2 separate regions of the Homo sapiens genome follow, and region 1 is linked to region 2. Evidence: chromatin loops called from intact Hi-C (ENCODE). Cell type or tissue: heart left ventricle. All regions are shown on one strand. Links, peaks and the distances in the headings refer to the core of each region. The heading gives the core; the rest is flanking DNA.

The links. A loop is a pair of places that touch in the nucleus more often than their neighbours do. Peaks named below come from ENCODE experiments on the same cell type or tissue, not always from the same donor. Only the 100,000 strongest peaks of a DNase experiment are listed, where the experiment ranks them.
Region 1: a loop joins it to region 2, with 16 times the contacts of the local background. A loop is called at or near these places in 92 of 110 quality-filtered maps.

What each region holds. Positions count from the first base shown.
Region 1 is chr20:20,659,263-20,674,607 of GRCh38, reverse strand. The region is part of intron 3 of RALGAPA2 (Ral GTPase activating protein catalytic subunit alpha 2); the gene reads left to right. It also overlaps the pseudogene EIF4E2P1. Among named protein-coding and RNA genes, the nearest start is that of RALGAPA2, 46 kb to the left of the region's middle. RefSeq lists a silencer at 9,546-9,605. In heart left ventricle, for the core only: a CTCF peak has its summit at 9,622 (motif pointing left); no DNase peak of the experiment used is centred there.
Region 2 is chr20:20,819,672-20,835,016 of GRCh38, reverse strand. No RefSeq gene overlaps it. Among named protein-coding and RNA genes, the nearest start is that of RALGAPA2, 110 kb to the right of the region's middle. RefSeq lists an enhancer at 13,297-14,086. In heart left ventricle, for the core only: CTCF peaks have their summits at 9,635 and 9,840 (motif pointing right); a DNase peak (open chromatin) is centred at 9,876; H3K27me3 peaks cover 909 bases.

The DNA.
Region 1 (15,345 bases), core at 8,572-11,071, 160 kb after region 2:
CTACAGGTTTTTTGTTTTCTTGGTAGACAGATTGTCTATGAGTAAGGAGTGGACATACTTGCCAGTTGGTCTGCTTTCCGCCCTGAGTCAGCCTTCCAGTACATTGGTAAATGGAAGTGATAAAGGGTCATCTTGTTTTTGATCTAAAGAGAGTTTTGTTAATGTGAAATATTAAGAGTAATATTCTCTGTAACTTTTTGGTAGATTCTCTATCAAATTAAATAACTTTGTTTCTATTCCTAGTTTGAGATTTATTTAAAAAATCATAGATGGGTTTTGAAGTTTTTAAATTTTTTCTTGAAAAAACTTGATTGAGATGATAATGATTCTTCTTGAGTATTAATATGGTGAATTACAGTTCTAGATTTTTGGATGGACTAATTACTATTACTATTATTATTATTATTATTATTATTATTTGAGTCAGGGTATTGCCCAGGCTGGAGTACAGTGGTGTGAACATAGCTCACTGTAGCCTTGACCTCCTGGGCTCAAGTGATCCTCCTGCCTCAGCCTCCTGAGTAGGTGGGACTACACGTGTGCATCACGATGCCCAGCTAATTTTTTTTCTTTTTAATTTGTTGTAGACATAGGGTCTCCCTATGTTGTCTAGGCTGGTCTCAAACTCCAGGGCTCAAGTGATCTTCCTGCCTTGGCCTCCTGAAGTTGTGGGATTATAGGCATGAGGCACTGCACCCAGCCTGGACTAATATTTTGTTTGCATTTTTGGATCTCTGTTCACAGCTGAGGTTGGCCTCAGTTTTTCTTTCTCATACTCATGTTGTTTTTGACTGGTCCTGTGGTAATGGTTATAAAACCTGTTGTCAAGCATTTCTTCTTTCTCTGTTATATAACATAGTTCTATAAGATTGGAATGAGCTGTCATTGAAATGTTTTTTTTACCTTTCCTATAAAACCACCTGCAACTGGGGTGCTTTTTTTACTTATGTGAAGATTTTAACCACTCATTCAATTTCTTTGATAGTTTTAGACTTGTTTTAGTATTATTCATATTTTCTGGTTTTTTTTTCTTGATTCAAGTTTGGTAAGTTATATATTTTTCTAAGAATTTGAAGAATTCTGAGGATTTGTTCTTATCACCAAAGTTTTAAAATGTATTGGCAAAGAAGCATCTCTTTGGAGAGTCATAATCCCTTCAGTTTTATCTCCATTAGCTTGGTCTTTATTGTCTTCAAGCAGTTTTTATATTACACACCCTAGTAGTAGTGGTGGTGGTGTTGGTAATAGTAGTAGTAGTAGTGTTTGTGCCACATTTTTACTATCTTCTAGTTGCCATTGTAGCAGCTTTAAACTCTGTTTTTGGTGTAATTGTTGTTCCTTTAAATGTCTTTTCTTTCTGGCTTCTTTTTTTTCATTTTTTTAAATTTTATTTTTATTTTTATTTTTATTTTTTATTTTTTTAAAGATGGAGTCTTTCTCTGTCGCCCAGGCTGGAGTTCAGTGGTGCGATCTCAGCTCACTGCAAGCTCCGCCTCCCGGGTTCATGCCATTCTCCTGCCTCAGCCTCCCAGGTAACTGGGACTACAGGTGCCCGCCACCACACCCAGCTAATTTTTTTGTATTTTTAGTAGAGACGGGTTTTCACCGTGTTAGCCAGGATGGTCTTGATCTCTTGACCTTGTGATCCGCCCACCTCAGCCTCCCAAAGTATTGGGATTACAAGGCGTGAGCTACTGCACCCAGCTGCTTCTTTTAAGATCTTTTGTGTCTGTTGTTCTACAGTTTAATTACAAAATATCTAGTTGAAGATTTCTTATCTTGCTTGGTATATGTATGTTTCTCAAGTCTCTGGATTCATATGTTTTATAGTTCTCTAACATTCTTAGCTATTGTCTTCTCAAATATTGATAAGTTTCTGTTCATTCTGGCCATACTTTCTAGGATTCTTACTTAAACTTGTTGATCTATCCTCTCTGTTTCTTAAGCTTGCTTTTATTTTCTCCTCCCGCAATCTGTTTGTGTTGCATTCTGGGAAGTCTCTTCAGTTGTTTCTTCCAGTTCACTAACTCCCTTCGTTTGGAACAAATCTGCTACTTTACCAATCTATTGAGCTGTACATTTCAATGATTTTTTTCATGTTTTTAACAGCTTTTTTGGTTTGGCATTCTTATGTGGCTGGTTGCTTTCGATTGTCTCTTGATCCTCGTTCATTTTTAGACATCTTTTATTTTATTAAACATTTACTGTGTAATATTTCATATTTTGTAGATGATAATCCTAGTAGCTTAAGTGTTTGTCTAATTATGCTGGTTATTTCAGCTGCCTCTCATTCACAGTGGCTTCTTTTTTTGCATATTTTGTGATATTTGATTTTGAGAGTGGTACTGAATGACCACAGATTTCACATTTGTTAATCCTGGTTTCTCCCAGAGGATTTGTCTTTGCTTTTGCCGGGAGTCTGGGAATGCTCTTGATTGAGAGCACTTTAGCTCCATTTGAGGGTTCTGGTTTATGAATGGAAATTCAGGTTCAGTTCCCTAAACTTACCATAGCTGGGAACTGGGGGCTGGAGGGGATAGTCACCTGTAAATCCTAGCGCTGGTGTTGGCATCAGCTCCTTGGCATTCTGCAGTTTTTTCTTTTGCATGTTGCTTACAGATCAGGTTTTGGCTTACTTGTCTTCTGCCTCCTTTCTTCTTCCCTCTTTGCTCCTCCTTCTTCCCCCACCATTTTTTAGTCCCTTGTTAGTTTCTCTGTGTTCTTCAAAGCCCAGCAATGTTTTAAGAATTACATTTGTTGTCATGGATCCATTGGCCTGCAGCAGGAAAGCCCTTCAGAGACTCTAGACCTATCCCTCTCACAGAAGTTTTGATACTTTCTCTTCATGTTCTTAAATTCTAGACTAGGGAGGGTGTTAATACTGATACATTACCATTTACAGAGGATTAGTTGCCTGTATAATAGAACAAATATATATTGTTCAAGGCTTCATAAAACTTTCATTTTGCATGGTAAATATGAGTGAATAATAAACTTGCATTACTTTTGTTTATGCTTATGTTCCCTCTGTCTCTGGCTTTAGAAGGTAGGTTGTAATTTGTATGTTTCATTCTGGGTACTAAGTAACTTCGTTGCTGCTTTGTAGGATAGTGCCCTGTAAAGCTTGTAAAGAGATAGTTTATAAGGGTTTGGAAGTGAATACTTACCACTTTGTAAATAATTAGGAAAGGCTCCCTTGAGAAGAGGTGGAATTAATAAGATGTGTTAAATCACAAAAGCGATACCATGTAGAGATATTCTATAAATAAGAAATGGCTTGGAAGAAAGCATAGAGGTAAGAGATAAGAAGGCATGAAAGAGGAGTATGTAAAGAGAGCTGCTGTCTGCCTTGTAAGTCAGGGATGCACTGAAAGGGAACCTTGGAAAAGGAAACAGTAGTTTTTAGATGTAGAGTATTGGAGACATTACAGTATTCTGATAAAGTAAGTGATGTGCAGTGAAGGCCACCAGCCAGTCCAGGTCATGGTCTCAGGCAGTGAGCAGACCTTTTTGCCTGCCTTCCTCTCTAGTGGGAGCACTTGTACCTTTTGGAAGTTGACTCCAGCTGCCTTTGCCTGTAGCTTCAGATATGTACACCACTTAGAGTTTCTGTTGGTTCATGGAGTTGTTTATCATATTTTTTTTTTTTTTTTTTTTTGAGACGGAGTCTTGCTCTGTCGCCCAGGCTGGAGTGCAGTGGCTTGATCTTGGCTTACTGCAACCTCTACCTTCTGGGTTCAAGCAATTCTTCCTGCCTCAGCCTCCTGAGTAGTTGGGACTACAGGTGCCTGCCACCGTGCCCGGCTAATTGTTATATTTTTTAGTAGAGACAGGGTTTCACCATGTTGGCCAGGCTGGTCTTGAACTCCTGACCTCAGGTGATCCATGTGCCTCGGCCTCACAAAGTGCTGGGATTACAGGCATGAGCCACTATGCCTGGCCTATCATACTTTTTTTTTTTTTTTTACTATGGTTATGACTCTTACTGTACTTTAAAAACCATATTTCATCCATCATTGCTTTGTCTTTCAAATGGAGATGTGGGGATGATGATGTGGGACTCCACAACATGAATTTACATTTACCATCTTAACCGGAATCTACATGTTTTACATGGGCTAGTCTGTTTAATCCTTTCCTTCTGAAGTAGGTTTGGTCTTCCCAGTTTTTATGAATGAAATGTTGGAGGCTTTGTAGGGTTAGGTGACTTGCCCAAGGGTGCACACTTAGTAAATGGGAGAGTAGGGATTTAACCTTTAGTCTAACTCTAGAACCTATTATTCTAACTTACTGGCATGCTGCCTACCACTTAGGAGTGTTGGTATTCTTTCTAAGCTGTATTCCATAGGCTGTCTATATCAACATATACTATTCTTTACAATTCATTTATTCATCAGACACATTTATTAGGTATGCACTGTGTCAGACACACGTAGGTGCTGGAGATACAACAATGAGCAAGGTAGCCAGAGCCTCCCGTCCTCATGGAGTATAAATTACCATTTCGTGGTGAGCGGAAGAGTCTACTGGTAAGAATGAATTCATGTCAGAGCTCCAGTAATGACCTTCTGAATCACAGAAAATCCTGAATGGTTCTTTTCAGAAGTGATATTTTGGTGATGGTTCTTGAATTAGTTACCTGCATAAGGGAAAGGAGAGTTGGTGTAGAAACACAAGGTACTTGGTGAATGGGTCTCAAGATCAAATAATTCACATTGAGAACCTTCTGGATTCAAGCTTGACAGGTTATTTTAATGGTACCTGAGATTCGTTTTAATCAGGTGTGGTAAGGCACAGAAACATGAAAATGATTGTTATGAAGGAAGAAGTTTTAATTATGCTCACAGGCCTCTAGAAACAGACATGTCACACAGAGCCAAACAGGGAAGCACCAAGGCAAAATCAGTACGCAAAGAGGAAAGGGAGCGACAGAGACAGAACTGAGGGCAGGAGCTTTTATTGTGTTTTTTTGCAGGAAGGAATGGGCAAGGCCAGGTAAGTAAACTACATAGGCTTAGGACTGGATAGTTTGAATAATTTCAGCTGACAGGGCTGTAGGGGTAGCTCCTGGTTGTCCAGCACCTGGCCCCTGGATGATTGAGGGGAGGGGGATAGAGTCCATAAAAGGATGTGGTTGGGGTTACGGATTTGGGATTGGTTGGTTTGCATATCAGAAACATGCTCTGAGCCACTATCTTTGGGAATTTGCTAACCCTTGGAGGGGCATCCTTCCTATGTCATTGAGGCCCCAGATGTCAGCACATCAAGAATACAGAGAATAAGACAATATAGTTAATTCAGAGATACTGTTTCAAGCTTTCTGCCATGTTGTATGCCATCCCCTTTTACTAGAGAAATAGAATAGTTTGGAGTTATACATGTATGTTTTAGAAAGTTTATAGAATTTGATATTTCCTCACCCTCCCACACTCCAATTAAAATACATCGACACAAGAGGCTTAATTTCAAAACGTAAACATGTTCTGGCATTGGAGTGCCACTCATTTGGATGTTCTTCAAATATCACAGGATTTGAAATCACAGATAAACAGATTCTTTATTCTAAATTTTATTTAAATTACCCCACTATATTAAACCCTGTTTCTATCTTGTCATTAGCCTTCCTAGAGACCTGAATGAGTTCTTTATAGTCTGTAAAGTGTGGCCCAGGCTGGTCTAACACTCACAGTCCTCTCCCTGGCTCTCAGTGTAGCTCTTCTTCATATTTTGTGGTTACTCTGTGGAAGTGCTCTGTCGGGCTAACACTGCCCCTTTATCTCTCTTTGCATAGTTTCACTTCTGCCTCTTAGTTTATTCAGTTCTCTTTTCAGGGACTGCCCTTAGCTCTTCTCCCCATCTGGCCCATTCTCTCAGGACCTGTTTAGACCCACCAATTTCTCCTGGCAACTCCTGCTGGAAGTGCTCATTCTTTCCTTTGGACTCATATAATAGCCCTGCCTTGTGTTATCATTTGACTGTGGCTGGATATCCATAGTTATCCCTTAATGTGGCTATGCCTTAGTTTCCTAATGAGAGTGTAAAAACTCTAACTCCATGTTTTTTATGTGCATTTTTGTACATATTTTTGAGTGGAAGAGGGACAAGGACATATAAAATGAACAAGAAAAGCAAATTCTTCCAAAGCCAACAACCGTGACTTAACAATCCTTTGTTACTTTTTTCTTTTCTTTTCTTTTCTTTTTTTGAGACACAGTCTCGCTCTGTTGCTCAGGCTGGAGTGCAGTGGCACTATCTTGGTTCACTGCAACCTCCGCCTCATGGGTTCAAGCAATTCTCCTGCCTCAGCCTCCCAAGTAGCTGGGACTACAGGCACCTGCCACCATGCCTGGCTAATTTTTGTATTCTTAGTAGAGATGAGATTTTACCATATTGGTCAGGCTGGTCTCAAACTCCTGGCCTCAGGTGATCCATGTGGCTAGTGGCTACTGTATTGGACAGGGAGGCTCTAGAGTCCTCCAGTAGAGCCGTATCTCATCGTTTGAAAGACCACTTTTCATTGTTAAACATGGTTAAATCCTTAGTATCTTGTACATCTGTATCCTTGTAATGCAGGGGACTTTGACTTAAGGTTTAGGATTTTACTGAAATGGTTTCTCTGGGCTTCTTCTTATTACCAGAGTGCCCTTGGCTGAGGGGAATGAGCATTTACCTCCACAGGTTGGAGAAGCATGGCTCCAAAGTGACCCTCTGCAAACAGAATTGAAAAGCCATGCACAATGTCATTCTACTGTTTTCATGCATTTTTTAAAATGAAAATAATGTTAAATAAAGGCTAGCCAAATTCCTTAGGACTTCATCTCCCCACCACACCTTCAACCTTTCTCCATCTGTTTCCCCTTCAAGATAAAGAAAACAGTTTCAGTGCACTCCAGGATGATGCACCATGTCTCTTTCTCACCCGTCCTTTGGTAGGAGATTCTTATTTGAGAAGCATTGGTGGAAGAGGCAAACTGCAGCAGGTGAACCACACAGCAAGTGCAGATGACATGTGGGTTTCTTCTAGGACATACAGAGAAAGAAAAATAATATTGTGGATGCTAGCTTTTGTTTTTCCTTTGGTATTGAAATTTGATTGCTTGCGATTTATTACACGCCTATATGTACTGACTCCCTTCCTTCTCTGCAGTTTGGTGTTATGCTGGATTGGATGGCTGGACTCAGCATGTGCACAGTCTGGGTGTAGTTATGTTTGGGATTCATAATTTGACCAGTGGTGAATCCAGGGATGTAGTGGAATCTATGTCTTACTTTAATGGAATTCAGCACTGGGTCTCTTGTTCTTCATTGCTCCAGGTGAGCTTATATAGATAGTGGATTTAGCCCCTAATTTTTTTCCTTAGAGTAGGGGAAAAGAATTTTTAATGATTTTCCTGATAATAGTAATATAGCTATATCCAGTACAGTGCCAATAAGATGAAACAAATGGCTGATTTTCACTCTCTGTAGCATTGTTTTGTATATGCAATCCAGTAATTTGAATGTTGATTTTATTTCCCATCCAAATGCATTCATTTATAACTTTTCACATTTAGTAGCACCATTTTACTTCAGATACTAATAGTGAATTGCCTAAAGAAAAACTAGAGTTATGAATATAATAGGATTACAAACAATTCTGAGATTTATTTCCTTTCTTCTTCCTTTCCTTCTCCTCCTCCTCTTTTCCTCCCCCCACCCCTGCCTCCTCCTCTTCTTTTGTGAGAATTGCATATCTTTTGTAACTCTTTGAAAATGAAAACAAATTAAAAGCTCCTGTGGAGGTTCAGTGAAAATGCCTGAACTGAATTCTAGGCAAGTCAACAGATTCAGGCTCGGTGTCCTACAGGATTAAGTAACGATTCCTTTTCTTTCTTTATACAATGGCTAATGGCTTTTCTTATAAGCAAATAATACATAGCAAGGTGGCAGAATCATATTTTTACAATTAACTAGTTGCCACAGTTTCTGCGCTTTTCTCTGCTTTGTTATTTCTTATTCCAGGCTGTCCAGTGTGCAGCCATCCTTCCGTGCTGCTCCCTCCTCCCATGCCGAGGTGAAGGACTTCCTCTACAAACCTCTCAGGCTGATACTGCTTTTTATTTTGTTTCCTGTAAGGGCCACTTCACGGTTTTTGAGTGGAAGAGGGACAAGAACAACTAAAATGAACAAGAAAAGCAGATTCTTCTAAAATCCTTGGAATTTAAGTTCTTATTGAGGATTTCAAATATTTAGATGCTTTAGTAGATTTTGTTTTCTTTTAAAAGAATGATTCCAATTTTGAATGCAGCTCTTTGGTCACTGTCATAATTCTAAATGACTGATTGCAATTGAGAAAAAGCCACTATCAATTCAGATTTTCTGGAGAACATTTTTAAAAGAACTGAGCTGACAAAGACACCCATCTCTCATCCCCAAAGTCTCCCTGAGTTCCAGTTGGCAAAGTGAATGTCTCTAGTTAGCATGACTAAGATTTTGGGTCACATTTATGACATGGGGCTATATTTAAATGATAATAGAGGTGTGTAATCATCTGGCTTTCTTTGTAATGCCAGCCATACTTGTGGCTTTTATTGATGTTGAACCCTTGGTTGGGAACAACTCCAAATGATAACATTATTGTTATGGCATAGTGTGATCTTGCCTTGAGACTGCTCTGCAGGGATCACAGTAGAGGGCCAGGTGGCCAAGGTACCCTTTTTCACTGGTCTCATATGTTGCCTGTGGTGGTGAATTAGCTCTGTAGTTGCTCCTCGGTGCTATCGCCTGTACTGGATACTGGGGAAATAATAAAACATAGGACTGAGATCCTTTATCTCTATAGCATGTGGTTATTCTGGTGTCTGATTTTGATTGTGAAATGTCTATGATCTGTACAAACCGGAAGGTGGGAACAAAATATAAACATGTGGTCCATTTTGGAGATTCTTTGCATGCACTTTTCCTGGTTAAAATGTGATTATCCTATTATAGAATGTTAGTAATTTTAATTAGACAAATGTTTGAGTTGAAAGGAGTCAGTTTCAATGGATAGTTTAATATGCAAATTTAGTATTAAAGACTGCAGTCTCCCTTTTGCATCAAGACTTATAGGTGAGAAACTTGGGATTGACCCAACGGGATATACCAAATTACTCAGTTCACCTTGGAGGAAGGGACACTGGAGATAAGATGTTCGTGGAAGTCTGAAATTACATTCTTGTTGTTATCTGTTGCAGTCCAGGTGCCCTGAGCTTCCTGGCATGCTGGCCTCTTTCACATAGTGTGCCACTTGATGTGTTGGTAACTGACACTCTTAAGAGGAGATCCTGTGGAAGGCAATACTAGCAAAAATGCTTCCAAGAATCTTTTAAGGGCAGATGGTAGAAACTGCATTAGGGCTAAAGATATGGGAAATTCACACTGAAACCTGAGCATGTTTATTTATTGTTAGGATAGCAGGAGACATGTAGAGAGCTTTTTTCTCTTTAATTAAAATTAATCTGTTAATGCAGTTTTGGTAAGTTGATTTTTTTTAAATTAATATATACCTTTAGGAGAGAGTTGTACAAAAACTTGCTATTATAAGTCTATTACTTGTTTTCTGTTTGGATATGTAGTGTGGTGGCTGTTACAGAGTGACATCTAGTGTTTGATGTGGTTTGTGACACTGTACAGGTTGGAAGGGTCTGGCTTGAAGCCTTTGTGCACTGGCTTTTCCTGCAGGCCTTGGGCACTTGCTGAATGAATTTGACAGGGTGGCCAGTCCCAAGACAACCTGCAGGTGTACAATGCTTTCTAATTGTGCTGAGGCAGGAGTTTAAATCCTCTGAATTTATGGGGTGGTGGGAACCAAGTAGTGGCATCTCACTGGGGTTTTGTTATTCTCTACTCATCACTCCTATAGAAACTGTCTTGGAGTGATTTTTTCCCCTAAAACATGGCATAAAACGGATGGCCAACTAGTGCTAGTACCAAAACTGAAGAGATCGGAAAAATGCAGTAGTTTTCAGGCAGAAAATAGAAACTTGCATGAAATGAAGAATAGCATGGCAGATTTGGTTGTGACTGAGATCTCCTGTGTAAGATACTTTTGTGAGAAGAAGACTCCTTTTGAATCTGTTTTAGTGAATGCTTTATTCGGGGCAAAACCCACATATTATGGGTAGAATTATATGCTACTAATTTGGGGATTTGTGAAGGTCACTGAATGTTCGTTCCGTCATTAAAAAAATGAGGAGTCCGGTGCAGTGTGATTTTTTTCTTTAAAAAGAGATTAGACCTTTGCATGATCCTAAGCAAAGAGAAAAAATAACCTTGAAATCTATTAAGTGCTGCCTTTCCAGTTTTTGAAGGTTGCATTTTTTGTACCTAATAAAAAACATTTTGAATATCACATTTTACTACTTAATACGGTAGTCCCCCTTATCTGCAGTTTCACCTTCTGAGGTTTTGGTTACTCGTGGTCAACCAGGGTCCAAAAACATTAAATGGAAAATTAAAGAAATAAACCATTCATAAGTTTTAAATTGCATGCCATTCTGAGTAGTGTGGTGAAATCTCTCACCATCCTGCTCCATTCTGCCTGGGATATGAATCATTCTTTTGTCCAGTGGATCCATGCTGTAGATGCTAGCTAACTGTCAGTCACTTAGCAGTGGTCCTGGTTATCAGATAAACTGTTGTGGTATCACATTGCTTGTGTTCAGGTAACTCTTAATTTACTCAATAATGGCTCCAGGCCAGGCGTGGTGGTTCATGCCTGTAATCCCAGCACTTTGGGAGGCTGAGGCAGGTGGATTGCTTGAGGCCAGGAGTTTGAGGCCAGCCTGGCCAACAGGGTGAAACCTCGTCTGTACTAAAAATACAATAATTAGCTAGGTGTTGTGGTGTGCTCCTGTAATCCCAGCTACTCAGGAGGCTGAGGCTTGAGAATCACTTGAACCCAGGAGGCAGAGATTGTAGTGAGCTGAGATCGCGCCACTGTGCTCCAGCCTGGGTGACAGAGTGAGACTCTGTCTCAAAAATAATAGTAATAATAATAATGGCTCCAAAACACAAGAGTAGTGATGCTGGCAATCAGATATGCCAAAGAGAAGCTGTACAGTGCTTCCTTTAAGTGAAAAGGTGAGCGTTCTTGACTTAATAAGAAAGAAAAAAACTATATGCTGAGGTTGCTAAGATCTACAGTAAGAATGAATCTTCTATGAAATTGTGAAGAAGGAAAAAGAAATTTGTGCACAGTGTATATAGGGTTTGGTACTATCTGTGGTTTCAGGCATCCCTTGGGAGTCTTGAAACATATCTCCCTAGCATAAGGGAGGACTACTGTTTATTTTGTTCAGTATTGGTAGTATTTTTCTTCACTCTGTGGCTCTGTATATTTTGTGCTGGTGCTCTTTTATCTCTTTTCTGCCTACTACCTAAGACTTTGTTCAGAGCCTCAGTTTCCCCACCAGTGGAGTATCCTGCTAAGCAGTCTTTTGGTTTGTAATCTTCTACCCCTTCTCTCTCCCTCACTCACCTCAGATGCTGTGTGATGTAATTTCGATTCTCATTGCCTTCAGGACAAAAGTCACACTCCCCAGTATAGCCTTCAGAATGTTCTTCGTCTAGTCTGCCTCCTTCTCTATCACTTATCACCTGTCTTCTGCCCTCACTGGCAGCCTCTTACAGGTCCCCAAATAAGCAGCAAGGCTTTTTATTTTTTGCTGCTGTTTGGTCTGCCTGAAATGCTCTTCCTTGCCTGGCTCACCCCTGTTGTCCTTCAAGATTCAGTTCAAGGGTGTTCTCCCTTTGGAAGTGCACCTTGTCTGTCTTCATTTCCTTGTGCATGTACTGACATCCCTGATTTTCTCACCTTTTCCCTCTTAGGGCTCTAACTTTTAGAGCAGGAATGGTGTCTTTTATGTATCTCTGATCCCTCACATGGTACCTCGCACATAATGGGCACTTAATAAGACTATTTTTTAATGAATTAAATAAATGTTTGATTAAGAGGATATTTAATTACCTGCAGTACTACCAGTTCAACTGTCTGTAGCTTAGTGATTAACAATACTTGGTGATAATTTCATTATGTAAGTCATTTTTGCTTTTATTTTTATTGATTTCTTCCTTAATAAAACTTTTTTATTTCTATTTTTTGAGTTTAAAACTTAGTTCTTGCATTGTAGGAAATTCAAGTCTATGGATTTGTCTCTTATTTCAGCTTTGGCCAGTTTTTGTTATATGCGAATCACAATGTTGATTATTTTTCGTTTATATAATCAGTTTTTTTAACTCGAGTGTTAAAATCCACAAGTAATTGAGAATTACTTTTTTTTTTTAACTTGAGTGTTTAAAATCCACAAATAATTGAGAATTTTTTAGCTTAAACTCTTGATGGTGGACTCCCAGTGTATTGAGTTTGCTTGTGACCTGTGTAACACTTACTTTGAGGGATTTATTTGCATCGCTTAGAATAATAACTTTGTAAATGTTTCATAGATGTTGGATTCTGTGAAGTTTGATATATAGCTGTTAAACCAGTCTTGCTATAACTACATTCAAGTCTTCCGTATTATACTGTATTGCCTATTTTATTTCTCAAAGATAGTGTGTGTTAATATCCCCCATTTAAAAAGTGTTTTTCCCCTTTAGTTTCTGAAAGTTGTTTTAATGGAGTATGCCTCCATTGTTTTATTTTCATGCTATGTTATTTGTTGCATAAAGATTCATAAGTATTATAGGTATATCGTAAATTACATATTTAACCTATTTGAAATAATTCCCTTTGTCCTGTTAATACTTTTTTACTTGATATTAATATTGCTTTGTGTGGGTGTGTGTGCATGTGAGCCTCCTTTTCTGTATTTTATTGTCAGTCTTTCTGTGTTTGAAAGCTGGGTCTGATGGACTTGGTCTTCGGTAGGGGAATTTAACCTGCTTATACTTACTACTTTTTGTGTGTGGTAACCAGTACACATCTGTGTATTCTGATGCCCATTGCACTTGGTTTTAGCTTTTCTTCTAACTTTGTTTTTGGGGGAGAGGTCACTGATTTTGGCTTTATGGAATATGCTTTGTAATTTGGAAGGTGCACTTTCTATTTTCATTCCAATAACTATCTTTCAATTAACAATATCATTTGCATTGTTTTTCTTCTAATATCAAGAACAAAGCAGTATTTCAGCCAGGCACAGTGACTCACACCTATAATCCCAGCACTTTGGGAGGCCGAGGTGGGCAGATTACTTGAGGCCAAGAGTTCAAGACCAGCCTGACCAACATGGAGAAACCCTGTCTCTACTAAAAGATACAAAAATTAGCTGGATGTGGTGGCACACGCCTGTAATCCCAGCTACTCAGGAGGCTGAGGCACAAGAATCACTTGAGCCTGGGTGGTGGAGGTTGCAGTGAGCCAAGATTGCGCCATTGCTCTCCAGCCTGGGAAACAGAGCGAGGCTCTGTCTCAAAAAAAAATAAATAAAGCAAAATTCGATGATAGCCCTATACTTTTACTTTAACTCCATATGTCTTTTGTACTTCTTCTCAACTATTTTAAGCAGTTTATACCCAGATTATTATTAATTTTATATTATTTTTCCCTCTTTAGTAGTTTATTGTAATGTTACCTATTAGAGTATTCTTTTCTTTTTTACACATTTAAACAGGGCTAATACCTCAATAATTTCAAGAAAATGACAGACCCTGCATTTGGTTCTGCCTAAAGATCAACTGTACAGCACACAGGAGGTACATAATAACCTTTGTTCAACAAGACTGGTGTTAGTTGCAGACAGATTCTTGGGGTACCCACAAACCAAGTCACCTGGGAGGGAGGTGAGACATAGTCTAGGCTCTATCTACTGTCAGTACCCACAAAAGCAATTATTAGGGATTTCATTTTCCTTCTGAACACAGGAAAAAAGTATTTTATGCATGATCGTGAACACAGCCAAAACCTTAATGGGAGGTTCTTAAATACAAAACTTTCAAGCTTTACTTTTCACTTTACTGTCAAACTTCATGAGGTTAGATGCCAGGTACTATAAGCTTTTGTATTCTCCATGGCACTTTGAGCTTAATAAGGACTGCATAAATGTCTACTTAAATAAAAAAAAAAAACAGGCCTGTACTTTTGTATTATGCTCTTCCGATCAACTCTGCAATTCTCATATTTGTTGATACCTACATGTTAACTAGGAATGTTTAGGGAGAAACCTAAGAATGAACAAATCTGATCTCTCAGACAGGTCAGTCAGCTAAGGAAACCAGAATTTTAAATAGGTTACCAGGAAGGTAAATAAACATCACGATATAAATACAGGCATGAGTGAACTGTCAGGGCTCCATTAAATCATTGAGAACTCACAGAGGCAAAGGTATCAATATGTTTGATAGTCTTTTTTTTTTTTTTTCCAAGACAGAGTCTTGCTCTGTTGCCCAGGCTGGAGTGCGGTGGTGCAATATCAGCTTACCGCAACCTCCGCCTCCCAGGCTTAAGTGAGAGTAGCTGAAATTACAGGTGTGCGCCATCACGGCCCCCGGCTAATTTTTGTATTTTTAGTAGAGACTGGGTTTCACCACGTTGGCCAGGCTGGTCTCGAACTTCTGGCCTCAAAGTATTCAGCCCACCTCAGCCTCCCAAAGTGCTAGGATTACAGGCATGAGCCACTGCACCCAGCCAATCTGTTTGATATTCTCTTTGTAGCTCTGTAAGCTGGTGAGATGGCTAGGGGTTCTCCTGGAATACCAGAAAGTGTAGTTGTACTGTAGGGGATGCTCTGCTGGTCCAGGGACAATAGCTTTCCTCTTGCTGCTGCTCTGATTCTTGTCTTGTTCTGTTTTTTCCTTCTCTCCATCTTTCTGTGTGCTGTTTTCTTCATTCTGAGCATGGTCCCCAGTGTCATCATCTTTCAAGGTGTATAACTTGTTCATCCTCTCGCTGCTGCTGTTGCCATTCAGATTATTTTATTATAATATTTTTAGGATGTTGTCTTATGTTAGTTGTTTTAGGAATATACTCTTTTTTATAGTCATATTAACTCCAATTATGTAAATATAGCTCACTGTCACAGTGTTTAGAACCCCACACCCTTGTTTTCGGATTATTTTGATTAATCTGTATATTTTCTGGAATATGAATTGTGTAGGATATATTGAAGAAGGGAGGTATGTGGCTGATGGACTTTCAGTTCTAGAATAACTTTCTTTTAACTTTAAACGTATAGCAGGTCCTCAAATAACATTTTGTTATAATGTTAATGAGAAAGTGTTCAAGGCAAATATTCTGTCTTCATGAAAGAGTTGAGTCATTGTAGTAAGAGATGAGTGTCCAGGCCTAAGACAGCAAATGATCAAGTTGCCCTCTCTATGGGTCTCCCT
Region 2 (15,345 bases), core at 8,408-10,907:
ATTTAATTTTATTTTGTTTTAGTTTGTTTTATTCATTTATTTTTGAGACCGAGTCTCGCTCTGTCACCCAGCCTGGAGTGCAGTGGTGCAATCTCGGCTCACTGCAACCTCCACCTCCTGGGTTCAAATGATTCCCCCACCTCAGCCTCCTGAGTAGCTGGGATTACAGGCACCCGCTATCATGCCCGGCTAATTTTTGTATTTTTGTAAAGACGGGGTTTCACCAGGTTGGCCAGGCTGGCCTTGAACTCCTGACCTCAGGTGGTCTGCCTGCCTCAGCCTCCCAAAGTGCTGAGATTACAGGCATGAGCCACCGTGCCTGGCTTTATTTTTATTTTTATGTTAATTTATTTATAGACACAGTCTTGCTCTGTCACCCAGGCTGGAGTACAGTGGTGTGATCATGGCTCACTGCAGCCTCGAGCTCATGAGATCCTCTGCAATTCAGCCTGCCAAGTTGCTGGGACTATAGGCATGTGCCACCACACCCAGCTGATTTTGTCATTGGGATTTTAGAAGCTCCCCAGGTAATTCTAGTGTGAAGCAAAGTTTGAGACTCGCTGCCTGCAGTCAGTGATTTTCAAGCTTTCCTGTGCATGCAAATGCCCTGAAGGGTGTGTTAACAGGGTCTGCAGGCCTCATCCCCAGAGTTTCTGACTCAGTAGGTCTTGGACAGGATGGGGCCAGAGATTCTGCACCTCAAACAACTTTCCAGGTAATGCTGTGCTGCTGGTAGTCCAGAGACCTACTTGGGGAGTCTCCTCCCCATCTTCAGCTCAAGTTACCATCCTACAGTAACAAATGCAAAATGTGTGTCTACTCTGGCCCCTCCTTTGCTCTGTACATCTGTAGAACCAGCAGTGCATTTGATTCTCCATTGGAATGTTTTAAAGGCATCTCAAATTCAAAATGACAAAATGGAATTCACGATCATCTTCTCCAAGCCTGATTTCTTCTAATGGTCTTTATGTGTTGTAGCACAGAAACTTGATGTCATCTTTTATAGAAATCTCCCTCTGCCCACCCCCAGGTTCAAGTCATCGTGAACTTTCGTTGATTTGACTGCTTCGGGGTGTCTTGGACCTACCCATTGTTCTCCCTCACTACCCAAGACTTCCTTGTCTAAGCGCCGTGAGGCCTCCTTGATGGGCGGTGTGGTGTCTCCCAGCGCATCTCCCCTCTTCCTGCTGGCCCGTCTACCCATCTACTCCATTGTCCATGATATTTTTTCAATATTCGGATCCAATCGCCCCTCCCCCTGCTCAAACTCTTCAGCAGTTTTTCATGCCTGCCCAGACTCTGCCTATCCTAGGCCTCCTCTCCTATTCCTGTCTCAGTAAGACATGGCGATGGACACCAGCAAAGGTGTCCAGCCAGCCCCAGCATGGCCTTTGTCATCATTATATGTCTATGGTCAATGAGCTCAGATCCCAGCAGGGGATTGTAAAGGACATAGTCGGGGCCACACCACTCAAGAGCAGGAAAGCTGGGATCATGGCATGGCTCTCCTGCAGTGCCTGGTGCTCCCCACTGCACCACACTGCCTTCCTGCGCCTGTCACGTCCCAGCGTGTCAGACCCGGAACTGAATCTTCACGCAGGTCCCCATGACTGTGTTAGCGTGTGTCTTGGTTTGTGTTCTCTAGCTACAAGGATTTGGGTGCAAATGGTTTATTTGGGCGTGTAGAGAATATGCAGGGGGAGGCGGGATACACAGTGAGGTGGGTGAAGAAGTGAGACCGAGGCGAGAACTTGGCCAACAAAAGGTATGGTTATGAAGCCACCTCACTGTGGACCAGTGGGCACAGTCCTGGGGGGATGTTCTGGGAAGCAGCATGGGACATTATCCCCAGAATGAGCCCATCTGAGGAGCAGGGAGCTGGGGCCCTAATTCTCTGGCATTTACAACCTGCTGGGTGTGCACAGGGAGGTCCTCTGAGACTTTCATGAAATTCCTCCAGTGCTGAGGCAGGCACACCCATGGGATGCAGACTGCTGACCCTGCTGTGTTTCCTACAACCTGCTTCCAGCTCCTCGTGGCTCTTTGGCTCCCAATCCAGGTGAGCTTTCTTGTAAATGCTGGTCACTAGCCACAAGAGGGACTAGACAGAAGAGGACAGGTAGCTCCAGGTAAAGCCACTCTCACTGCCATAGAAAAACAAATCAGCAATGAAATACCACTTCTACTTCTTCCACAGATTAGTTAGGTAGACCTTCCTGTATACAACCTAGCTTCCTGCAATTTTTCTCTGTAAGCAAAATTCTTGCAAATCCAACCCTTTTAATAGCTCAGGGTTTTTTTGTTTGTGCGTGCATGCGTGCGTGTGTGTATGTGTATGTGTGTTTGACAGAGTTTCACTGTCACCCAGGCTGGAGTGCAGTGGTGCCATCTTGGCTCACTAGAACCTCCGCCTACTGGGTTCAAGTGATTCTCCTGCCTCAGCCTCCCAAGTAGCTGGGACTACAGGCACGTGCCACCACGCCTGGCTAATTTTTTGTATTTTTAGTAGAGATGGTGTTTCACCACCTCGGCCAGGCTGGTCTCTAACTCCTGACCTCAAATGATCCACCCGCCTTGGCCTCCCGAAGTGCTGGAATTACAGGTGTGAACCATCGCACCTGGCCGCCCAGAGGTTCTTAAAAGGACTCCCTTGTGACAACTTTTGAAAAGCAAATGTTCCAGCTTTTGAAAATGTTTTGGGGGGCATTTGGATTTCTCAGAGAGGGAGACAGGCAGGCTTAGCCAAAGTCCATTAACTTCAAAGAATGACAAGTGCAAAGTGGAAAGTGGGCGCTCAAGGCTCAGTGGAGCAGGCACTGAGAGGAGGCTAGGAAGGTGCAATGGGTGGTGTTCCACTTAATATGAAGCCTGTGTCTTCAGGTGGGATAAACGCCATCCAGGAAGCAGACAGCACTGTGACTCAACAGTTCACCACTTAATATGGAGCCTGTGTCTCCAGGTGGGATAAACGCCATCTAAGAAGCAGACAGCGCTGTGACTCAGCAGTTCACCACTTAATATGGAGCCTCTGTCTCCAGGTGGGATAAACGCCATCCAAGAAGCAGACAGCGCTGTGACTCAGCAGTTCACTTTCAGAGTCCTCTGACTCTGTTTTCTTTACCCTTCTCCTGCCTCTTCTTGGTCACCACATATTGACTGAGCGCCCACATACAGGACATTTTCTAAGGCTCTGTCCACTCTCCACTCCACCACTGCTCTCCAGTGGACTAGTTTCAAGTTCTTCTCTGCAGACCCCTACCCAGCCTGAGAACTGGCTTATCTAATAACAGTACTCAACATTTGTTCATAATGAGATAACCTGTAAAATGCTTTTTGTAGTAGGCCCTTGCCTCAGTAAACTCTTTGTGAATAGAACAGTGTCTCATCTACTAAAATATCCTTTCCCATTTTCCTTTCTCTTTGAATCCCAACAAATTCCCATGCTTTAATAAATCTCAGTGTCAGGAGGAAAGCAATTCTGGTAAGGAGCAGGCTATAGGATGCAGAGATGGGAAGGAAAGAAAACAGAAGAGAAAACAAAGAACTGGGGACTGGGTGTGGTGCCTCATGCTTGTAATCCCAGCACTTTGAGAGGCTGAGGTGGGCTGATTGCTTGAGCCCAGGAGTTCAAAACCAGCCTGGACAAAACGGCAAAACCCCATCTCTGCAAAAAATACAAAAAATTAGCCAGATGTGGTGGTATGTGCCTGTAGTCCCAGCTAGTTGGGAGGCTGAGGTGGGAGGATCCCCTAAGCCTGGGAGGTTGAGGCTGCAGTGAGCCAAGATTGTACCATTGTACTCCAGCCTAGGTAACAGAGTGAGACAAGAAAGACAGAAAGAAGAAAGAAAATTTTCACACTGCTATAAAGAACTGCCTAAGACTGGGTAATTTATAAAGAAAAGAGGTTTAATTAACTCACAGTTACACATGGCTGGGGAGGCCTCAGGAAACTTACAATCATGGTGAAAGGAGATGGGGAAGCAAGGCACATCTTACATGGTGGCAGGAGAGAGAGAGAACATGAAGGTGGAACTGCCACACTCTTTAAACCATCTGATCTCATGAGAATGCACTCACTATCACAAGAACAGCATGGGGGAAATCCACCTCCATGATCCAATCACCTCCCACCAGTCCCTCCCCGGACACATGGGGATTACAATTTGAGATGAGATTTGGGTGGGGACACAGAGCCAAATAATATCATTCTGTCCCTAGCCCCTCCCAAATGTCATGTCCTTTTCACATTGTGAAACCAGTCATGCCTTCCCACAGTCCCCCAAAGTCTTAACTCATTCCAGCATTAACTGAAAAGTCCAAGTCCAAAGTCTCATCTGAGACAAGGCAAGTCCCTTCTGCCCATAAGCCCGTAAAACTGAAAACAAAATAGTTACTTCCAAGATACAATGAGGGTACAGGCATTGGGTAAATGCTCCTGTTCCAAAGGGGAGAGCTTGGCTAAAACCAAGGGGCTACAATCCCCATGCAAGTCAGAAATCCAGCAGGCCAGTCATTAAATCTTAAAGCTCCAAAATAATGTCCTTTGAATTAATGTCTCAAATCCAGGTTGTGCTGATATGAGGGGTGGGCTCCCACAGCCTTGGGCAGCTCCACCCCTGTGGCTCTGCAGGTTCAGCCCCCATGGCTGCTTTCACGAGCTGGCATTGAGTGCCTGTGGCTTTTCCAGGTGCATGGTCCAAGCTGTCAGTGGATCTACCATTCTGGTTTCTGGAGGATGGTGGACCTCTTCTCACAGCTCCACTAGGCAGTGCCCCCGTGGGGACTCTGTGTTGGGGCTCCAACCCCACATTTCCCCTCTGCACTGCCCTACCAGAGGTTTTCTATGTGGGCTCTGCCCCTGCAGCAGACTTCTGCCTGGATATCCATGTGTTTCCCTACATCCTCTGAAATCTAGGTGGAAGTTCCCAATCCTCAACTCTTGTCTTCTGCACACCTGTAGGCCCAACACGATGTGCAAGCTGCCAATGCTTTGGACTTGCACCCTCTGAAGCAATGGTCTGAGCTGTACCTTGGCCCCTTTTAGCCGTGGCTGGAGCTGGAGCAGCTGGGACACAGGGTGCCATGTCCCAAGGCTACATAGAGCAGCAGGGGCCCTAAGCCCAGCCCATGAAACCATTCTTCCCTCCTAGGCCTCTGGGCTTGTGATGGGAGGGGCTGCCTTGATACTCTCTGAAATGCCCTGGAGATATTTTTCCCATTGTCTTGGTGATTAACATTTGGCTCCTGATTACTTATGCAAATTTCTGCAGGCATTTGAATTTCTCCCTAGAAAATGGGTTTTTCTTTACTACCACATGGTCAGGCTGCAAATTTCCCAAACTTTTATGCTCTGCTTCCCATTTAAACATAAGTTACAATTTCAAATCATCTCTTTGTGAATGCATATGACTGTATGCTTTCAGAAAAGTTTCTGAAATTTCTTCTGCCAGATACCCTCACTCTTCTCTCTCAAGTCAAAGTTCCACAGATCTCTAGGGCAGGTGCAAAATGCTGCCAGTCTCTTTGCTAAAGCATAGCAAGAGTGACCTTTGCTCCAGTTCCCAGTAAGTCCTCATCTCCATCTGAGACCATTTCAGCCCGGATTTTATTGTCCATATCACTATCAGCATTTTGGTCAAAACCATTCAACAAATCTATAGGAATTTCCAAACTTCCAACATCTTCCTGTCTTCTTCTGAGCCCCTCAAACTGTTCCAACCTTTGCCCATTACCCACTTCCCAAGTTGCTTTCACATTTTCAGGTTATCTTTATAGCAGTACCCCACTATCCTGATACCAATTTTCTCTATTAGTCCATTTTCAAACTGCTATAAAGAACTACCCAAGACTGGGTAATTTATAAAGAAAAGAGGTTTAATTGACTCACAGTTCTGCATGGCTGGGGAGGCCTCAGTAATCTTACAATAATGGCAGAAGGGGAAGGGAAGCAAGGTACGTCTTATATGGCAGTAGGAGACAGAGAGAGCATGCGAAGGGGGACATTTTTAAACTTTTAAACCATCAGATCTTGTGAGAATGCACTTACTATCACAAGAACAGCATGGGGGAAACTGACCCCATGATCCAATCACCTCCGACCAGGTCTCTCCCCTGACATGTGGGGATTACAATTTGAGATGATTTTGGGGTGAGGACACAGAGTAAAACTATGTCACCCCATGAGCAGGGTCTCATTTACAGATGAGAAAACTGAGGCTCAGAGAGGTTCACAGACTTGCCTAAGGTCCAACAGCTGGAAAGTGGGATTGAGCCAGCTGGATAACATTGGTTTTACGAAAGGGTAAACAACTAAGACTTAACACTACTAAGGGGCATTTGCATTTTAAAAACAAAACATATGGCTAGAGTTTCAGATAACAAAATGAAACTCTAACAGTGTAATTGGTTCAATGTGGCATGCAGAGTGTGATAAGTAGATGTCATATACTATTAATTATCCAAATAAATCAAGGAGAAAGGCAATTTATATTTAAATTTATATATATATATTAAAAAGAAACAGCCATAGAGGTAAAGGAACTGTATCAGCTGGTGTAGCTTTGGCTGCTGTCTTGTTAACTGAGGCAACGTGACAGCTGTGCCTCTCAGGTTTCCTGCTGCAGCGAGCATAATTGACCAAAGGCTCCAGGTGCTGCCCCTGACTTTAGGCCCAAAGTCTATACTTCCATGGACTGTTTCCAGCCAATGACTAAAAGCAGCAGGGATATTAAGGCAGGTTTATTCTTTGAGACCCAGCTAATTTTGGCTTAAGGACCACCCCCACCGCCCTCGGACTTGCCAAAACTCTTTGAGAATTGCATTGCAAAAACTTTTCCTATCAAATCTTCCTCCCTCCCTCCCTCCCTCCCTTCCTTCCTTCCCTCACTCCTCCACAAGGGTCAGACCTGCATGTTGGCTGAAGGATCTGCCAGCCTCCTCTGGTGCCTTCCTTCCTCCCTCACTCCCTCTCTCCCTGCTTCTTCCCTCCCTCCCTGCCTGTCCTCTCCTTCCCCTTCCTTCCTCCTTCCTCCCTCCTCACTCCATTCCTTCCCTCGCTCCTCCACAGGGTCAGACCTGCATGTTGGCTGAAGGGTCGGCCAGCCTCATCTGGTGCCCTCCTTCCTCCCTCCCTCCCTTCCCCCTCCTCCCCTTCCTTCCTTCCTCCCGCCCCCCCTCCCTCCCTTCCTTCTTTCCTTCCTTCCTTCCCTCGCTCCTCCACAGGGTCAGACCTGCATGTTGGCTGAAGGGTCTGCCAGCCTCCTCTGGTGCCCTCCACAATTTCTCCAATAAATCCCTTAGAAATCTAATTCCACCTTGGCATCTGCTGCTTGGAGGGCCTGGACTTAGACAGTCAAAAAGAGGAATTTATTAGAATATGGGGCAGTTCACAGAACCTTGAGGAAAACTTTCACTAGCAAGTGACAAGAAGAAGCTGGGCAATCCCAGGAAACCAGACAGCGAGAACTGATGGAGGCACCACCCCAGGAGAAGGCAGTCCCAGCCCTTTCCTGCCCCGAAGGACAGGTTTTGGCTGGCCTAGCTTAGGTCAAGACCCACCCTAGGCTGCGTTTGACAGACCCACTAAGGCTGTCTGCATCTGAGCAAAGTGTAGCTTTGCAAAAGGAAAAGTGGGAAGAGAATGAAAGGACGTGGGATGGATGAACACAGCAAATGTTCTCACAGGAAAAGCAAGTACCTGGTCCAGAATGTTCTTTGCTGAGTACAGAAGCGTCACGTAAAACCCTGATCCACGGAGTCTGTAGCAGATTCTGACTGCCCAGATTCCTTTCCCTCTCCCTCTTCCCTGAGTTCCCACTGCCTTCACTGCTGTTCTTCCTCCAAGAGCTTTCGCGAACACCAGAGCCCCTGTGCCTCTCCCTGCAGCTGGCTGGGAGTTCCAGGGCATTAACACAGACAGTCTTTGCCCATCAGCCAGTGACTGTATGGAGCTTGGATGTGAATACACAGCTCCTGCATCCCTCCGAGGCATCTCCACACCGTCTCCCAGAGGTACCGGCGGGATTGAGCTCCAGGTGCCCACAGTGGTAATTTGCTATATAACACACCTATTATTGGCCACCTACCTTTCCTTGTCTCTCTTCCTAATTCACCTCATTTGCCAGGGTTTTCTTCGTCACCCAATAAACTGCTTACACTAGGATCCTTGCTCAGGGTCTCTTCTGGGAGAACACAAACTAATTGTTATGATAAGAGATTGCACTGCCATAATTATAATCCATGCACACAAAAATGTGGGTAAATCTTACACTCCTGATAGGGAGCGAAAAAGCCAGACACTGACGAGAACACACCGCGTAGTTCTATCTGGGCAAAGGACAAAAGCTGGTCACAGGAATCCTTGCTGTTAGAATCAGGAGAGTAGCCACCTTCATGGGGGACGGTGTGAGAGACTGTCTGGGGATGTTCTCTTCCTGGATCCAGGTGCAGAGGTGAGTTTGAGAAACGTCATCAAGCTATACAATTATTATTTGTTCATATTTCTGTATGTACAGTAGACTTAAAATGTTTTTTAAAAAAATACAATGAGCAAAAAGAAAAAAAAGGAATGTGTCATTTGTTTGTCCTCCTATCCATCCACCGATCCCTGCGTCCACAGAATAATGAAATCCTAAGTTCCAAGCTTCCACCTGAAGCTTACAGTCTCCAGAGGAGGCACGCAAGCACATTCCATAGGAGTCGTATTTGAACATGGGGATCTTTTGTTTTGAGCAAAAAGTTCCCTGTGCATAATTTCAAGTGAGCGTTCTATAGAACAGCACTTGTCACTTGGGAAGACCGATATAAAAATAAATTCTAGGCCGGGCGCGGTGGTTCATTTCTGTAATCTCAGCACTTTGGGAGGCCAAGATGGAAGGATCACTTGAGGCCGGGAGTTCAAGACCTGGCCAACATGGCAAAACCTCGTCTCTACTAAAACTACAAAAATATGGCCAGGCGCCGTGGCTCATGCCTGTAATCCCAGCATTTTGGGAGGCTGAGGCGGTCGGATCACCTGAGATCAGGAGTTTGAGACCAGCCTGGCCAACATGGTGAAACCCTAGCTCTACTGAAAATACAAAAATTATTTGGCTATGGTGGTGTGTGCCTGTAATTCTAGCTACTTGGGAGGCTGAGGCAGGAGAATCGCTGGAACCCGGGAGGCGGAGGTTGCAGTGAGCCAAGATTGCACCGCTGCACTCCAGCCTGGGTGACAGAGTGAGACTCTGTCTCAAAAAATAAAATAAAAATACAAAAATTAGTGGGGCATAGTGGTGGGCGCCTGCAGTCCCAGCTACTTGGGAGTCTGAGATGGAAGAATCACCAGAGCCTGGGAGGTCGAGGCCACGATAGAGCATGCAGTGAGTGCTGCACTCCAGCCTAGGCAACAGAGTGAGACCCTGTCTCAAAAAATAATAAAACAAATTATAGGTTTGGTATAAAATACTTAGCCCCTTCAATTTCAAGAATAAATCTTGTTACCACCCTCAAAGCAAGATGGGAAGAGAGGCAGAAACCCCTCACGGTGTACTTGGGGATGAATTTGTCCCCTGAGACAGCTAATCACGCTGGAGGCAGGCCTGCACCCCGGCCTCCCTCGCAGCTCACAGTCTCAGCGGGGGACAGTGCCAGAGTTGGGTTCTTACCCACCAGAGAGGCTCCCAGGCCCCTCTCAGACCAGACTGAAGCAGAATTCTCCTCTCTGCCTTCTAGAATGTCTCGTAAAAGCTGCTCCTCTTGGGGAGGCTCTGGGCTTTGGAGAGAGCACCTGGAATTCCCCACTAGAAAAGCCCAAAAACTGAAAAATATTCATTACGTATTTTCAATACAGAGTTCCTGACGTTTTCCAGCAGAGGGCGCTAGAGAAGAGCCGGCCAAACCTGCAGAGCGTTGACCAAAGTCACAAGAGTAAACCAAACGCCTCGCCCTACCAGGCGTCTCCCCACCAGCTCGACCCCGCGGATTTCTCCCACAGAACACAGCCCCAGCCCTGGGCCTCCACGTGTGGCAGAGCAGGGAGCAGGCCCTGGGACACTTTCCTACTCAACAAATGTAAGCTGTCTATACATGATGGTCACTGTCTTGTGATAAGACTTTGAAGAATTGCTTGGTATTCAGAGCACTTCGGGGCGATCCACGGGGAGCCCCACAGTCTTGCATGGTCCACGCGTTCCTCTGCTCATTTCAGAGTGATCCTTCCTCTGTACCGCCTCTGCTCTTTTTCTCGTTCTTATTTTTTCTCCTTTGAGGGGAAGTAGAGGACTCCAGGTAGCAGTTAGTTGTACAGGACAACCCCAAATCCTACCCCTACAAGGCTTACTTTAGTAAAGCGAGTTGTTTTTGACACAGTAGAATTAGTACTACCTCAACCAGTAGTCTTTGAATTGATCCCTTAACTGATTAAGGGATGATTTTAGCAAACATTTACAAAAGGAAGGAATTTTTTTAAAAATAAAATGTTGTTTTCTAATTTTATTTTTTTCTAAGTCCTCTTTTTTCTCTCTGGAGGCCTGTAGAATCTTCTCTGTATTATTGGCGGCTGAACAGAGCAGAGCGCTGGGTGAATTCTAGAGTTAGATCTCCCTTCTGGAGCGAGGCACTCACACCCCCAGCTGCTGGGAGAGCCATTGCTCACAGCTCACAGCTGAGAGCTTCTCTGGGCATTGACTACCCTGGCCAAGGTTGTGGTGACTCTCTCGGGAGGCAGCTTGCAGCCAATGTCTGGACAATATGGAGGGAAAAGGGCCAGTCCTCTCACCTCAATTCAGGATGATGCCAAAGGGACATCCTAGCTCCAGAGCTCCCTGTGGGATCACTTGAGCCTTTATCTTGCCAGACAACATGCACATCCCTGCCCTAGGCTGTGTCCCCACCTCCCTCCTGGATTCCAGAGCAAGAACCAGGGTCAAGTCACAACATAAACGAGGGGCAGGAACATGAGGAGAGGAACGATTTGGTGATGGAGCTGTGACCCACGCTCCCATGTGCCATCACCCCCACACCAGCGCCCTTCCCTCAGATCGCACTCAGAGGCACATGGGAGAGTCCCTTGTGATCACCTGACAGAGGAGGGGAAAGGTTAAGCTTGGTGCAGGGGTGAGTGAGCTTGAAATGTGGGCACAAAATAAAAACTGGCTGCAGATGTACTCTGGCCGCCTCATTCAGGGTGGTCATGAGAGACGGCGGTAATGGGGAAGCTCTCGCAGTGGGCAGGGCTTCAGGCAGTGTAGAAAGAGAAGTATCCTGAAATCAGACTCCACATTGGCTCCTGGGCAGTCTTGTGTGATTTGATGGGCTCGTCAGGGCCTGGAAGGAGGAAGGTTGAGAACACGGAGGGGAAGAGACATGTGACTGTGTCTATGGAAGTTGGCACCCAGTGAAGATCCTGGCACAGATGTTAATATCCGCCAGAGAGCAAACAACCCAGAAAAGGCTTGACACAGCCAAGGAGAGAGAACGGCTCGGTCAGCTGCTGTCTGTTCTAGCCTCTGCCATCGGTTGTCCCAGTGCTGGCACAACGGGCTCACAAAGGGAAAGGCCATGGTGGCAGGGGTGGAGGCTCTGCATGTGCCAGACAGAAGAGCTCCAACTCGCCAAGGCTGAGCCACTGCCACAGCCAAAGGGCCAATTTGCGAGCCACAGAAACCAAAGTCAAACCCCTAATCTTTCAAAGTGACCGATGAAAGAGTTGGTGGCGAGTTGATGACACTGGATCCCTTCACTCTGGAAGGGGGAGCAATTCATCTTGCTTGGAGGCAACACACATTCTGCTTCCCTGCCTGTAGAGTGTTGGCCAGCACCACAATCCATCTTATAATATTTGATCCACCAACATGGAGCTCCGCTTACTCACCACCACCTCGGATCAAGCAACCCACTTCACAGCAGAGGAGGGATACTTGGTCATGGGTCTAGTAGTCCTCTCTGCAGCACTCACAAGCTGATGCCTGAGAAAGTGATGCCAGAGCCTTCTGAAGGCACAGCTGGGGCTCCAGCTTGGAGATGATGCCCTTCCGGTATAGGGTGGCATTCTCTGGGATGTAGTATATGCCCTGAATCAAAGACCATGGCATGGTGCCATGTCCCCTATTGATAGAGCCAAGGCATGGATATTAAGGCGTGGCCCTACTCACCATCACCTCCAGTGACCCAGGTGGGGAGTTTGGGCATTGTACTCTGCAGCTTTAGGTTCTGATGATACAGAGCTGCACTGGCCAACACAGTAGCCACTATCCCAATGTAGCTATTTAAATTTAAAGTAATTAAAATAAAGTTTAAAATTCACTTTACATATTTGTTGATTTATTTATTTATTGAGACAGGCTTTCACTCTGTCACTCAGGCTGTAGTGCAGTGGTATGATCACAGCTCACTGCAGCCTTAACCTCCAGGCTCAGGCAATCCTCCCACCTCAGCCATGCCTGGCTTATTTTCTTTTTATTTTTTGTAGAGACAGAATTTCACTATGTTGCCCAGGCTGGTCTCAAACTCCTGGGCTCAAGCAATCCCCCCACCTTGGCCTCCCAAAATGCTGAGATTACAGGCATGAGCCACCACGCCTGGCCTTAAAATTCACTCTCCGTGACACACTAGCCAGATTTCAAGGGCTCAGTGGCCACACATAGTTATTATCTACCATGTTGGACAAATCAGATATAGAACATTTCCATCATCATAGAAAGTTCTATCAGACAGCACTAGTCTATAAGATCCCAGTTCCTAGAGGGGTAACACTTCTTCCAGGAGAAACCGTGTGAGTCCTACTACATTTAAGCTATTGCTGCTGCCTTATCACTTTGGGTTCCTCTTGCCAAGCGACCAGCAGACAAGAAAAAGAGTCACCTTGCTGGCAGGCAAATTATCCACATTCCTCAGGAGGAGGCAGGGCTGCTGTTGCAGAACAATAGGTCAGGCCCCCACGTGATCGGCCAGAGCATCTCTTGGTTCCCAACACCCGCCCAATTTTGATGGAAATGAACAAATGCAGCAGCCACGCCTGTGAAAGACTGTGGCCAGGGCTTGCTCTCCTCAGGGATGAAGGTCTGGGTTACTCTCCCAGATAAGCCACCTAGGCCAGCAGAGGCACTAGAGGCAAGAGGTGAGGGTATAAAGATGGAGTAAAATAGAAGAGGAGATAATGAGAATCAGCTACAGCCTCGGGGCTGAATGCAGTCATGGGGATTACAATGTATGTCAATATCCTTTCTGTTCTATGTTTCTCCAATAAAAATGCCCAGCCACCATCCTGGACGAGCTGTTCCCACAGAGGATAAACGTCTATTCAAAGCAGCTGGATTCTAGTGGTGCCCAAGGGGTGGATGTGGTGGATGCTGTGATGCACCCCTTTCAGGTCCCAAGCCTCTTTCCCTGTTACCCAAACTACTTGTTGCTGATGGTGAACTCCTAATCCCTCTCCAGGAATTGCCCGGGGCTGGAGGGAGCTGCTTCGCCCAGGTTACACCCAGACCCTGAAGGCAGCGTCCAAGCACTTGTCGATAAAGGGAGACAAAGTCTAGCTCTCTGCAAGATGTAGATACTCAGCCCTGGGGCATTTTCTTCTATAAACACTTTTTTTTTTCCCAGAATTATTCCTTCAGTATTTTTTGGTCTCTCGTTCTGGGCTAATATCTTGAATTAAACTTCCATGGCTCATCTTTATGGTCTGCGGTTTCTGTGGTTTTGCCTGAGGAACTGGAAGACTTTTTCTGCTTTAGCTTCTAGTCCCTCTGTTGAATTTCATATTTCTCTAATCATTTTTTTTTAATTTCTAAGAACTCTTTCTTATTTGAGCGTTCCTTTTATTCACCAGATGCTGTCCATGTTGAATTGAGGTAATAGGTTTGTTTTCGAGTTCTTTTCTGTTCTCTAAATTACCTTTGTTTCTTCCAGAATTTGTTTTTTCTTAGTTTGTTTTGGCCCCTCTCATTCTTCGCACAGCTGATGTCTCCCTGGGTGCCACTGCATAATCTGACCAGCCTCTCTCCCGAGTGAAAGGCGTGACTGGCAACTGGGAATGCTAATTAGTAGATTTTGCTCGAGGACAATGTGATAAACAATTTCCATTTGTCCTTCCAGCCACTCTTCTCCCATTCCTGCCCCACCCCAGCCCATCTCTGTCCGCTGGCTCCAAATTATGTCCAGTGAATGAGGCTCCCTGGTGAGAGGGTGAGGGAGGGGACAGGCTGTGGACTGGATATTTCCTTTCCTACCTTCCTGTCTGTGCCCCACAATGGAAGGCCTCAGATCATTTTAAGATGACTTTCTCCCCATCTGGTTTTTGCTAAATGCTCCCTGCCCTTGTCTCTTCAAGCCAGGGGTTGTGACAGCCTCCGTGTTGCTGGCTTCAGGTTCCTACACAATCCCTTGCTCTTCCCAACCACACTCACTTTCCACATTAGGTCCTGTCTTACCCTGACTTCCCTAGAACGCAAAGCCTGAATGTGCTATTGTTAAAGGGAGTTCGATCTCAGAGCAGAGGAATAAGAGAATGGGAAGAGGAGGGAGAGCCATCCTAGGAGGTGTGAGGGACAGGCTGCTGCTAAGTGCAGGGGATAGCTCAATGCAACAGAACTGTGCTCTGAGCTGCGTTGTAAGTAGGACCGTCTGCGGTGGGGAGCGGGGAAGAGGCAAGAATTAATCCACCAGCTCTCGTTTCTTATTTGTCAAATATTAGCTCCACAAGGAATTAACTCCCCCATGTGGTGAGCCCTGGGCATGACTGCATGGTGTCCCAGAACTCAGTATGGATCCTCAGGACAGGACGGAAAAGTTGTGCTTCCGGGTAGGAGGGGAGGTGCTGACAGATTGCACCAGTGTAGTGCGGTAAACGTTCGACAACTGGCTCTCCTATTCCTATCTACCTTAAATAATGAAATTCAGAAAATATGATTAAGTATAGAGTTTATTTGATTGCAATGCTTGAGGATAGACACCCGAGGACACTGACAACAAATGGGGTCGGCATTCCAAAGTGCATAAGTTACAGTTTTACTTGTAGAAACAGACAAATTTTAGCAAGATCACAACATTTTACATATGAGACCACTGCATATGTTACAGCGATTTTTTTTCTTTTTTAAACAGGGTCTCACTCAGTTGCCCAGGATGGAGTGCCGTGGTGTGATCTTGGCTCACTGCAACCTCTGCCTTCCAGGCTCATGCCATCCTCCCACCTCACCCTCCCAAGTAGCTGGACTACAGGCCTGTGGCAGCACATCCAGCTAATTTTTTTTTTTTTTTTGTAGAGACGGGGTTTCACCATGTTCCCAGGCTGTTCTCAAACTCCTGGGCTCAAGTGATCCACCCACCTCAGCCTCCCAAAGTTCTGGGATTGCAGGTGCGAGCCA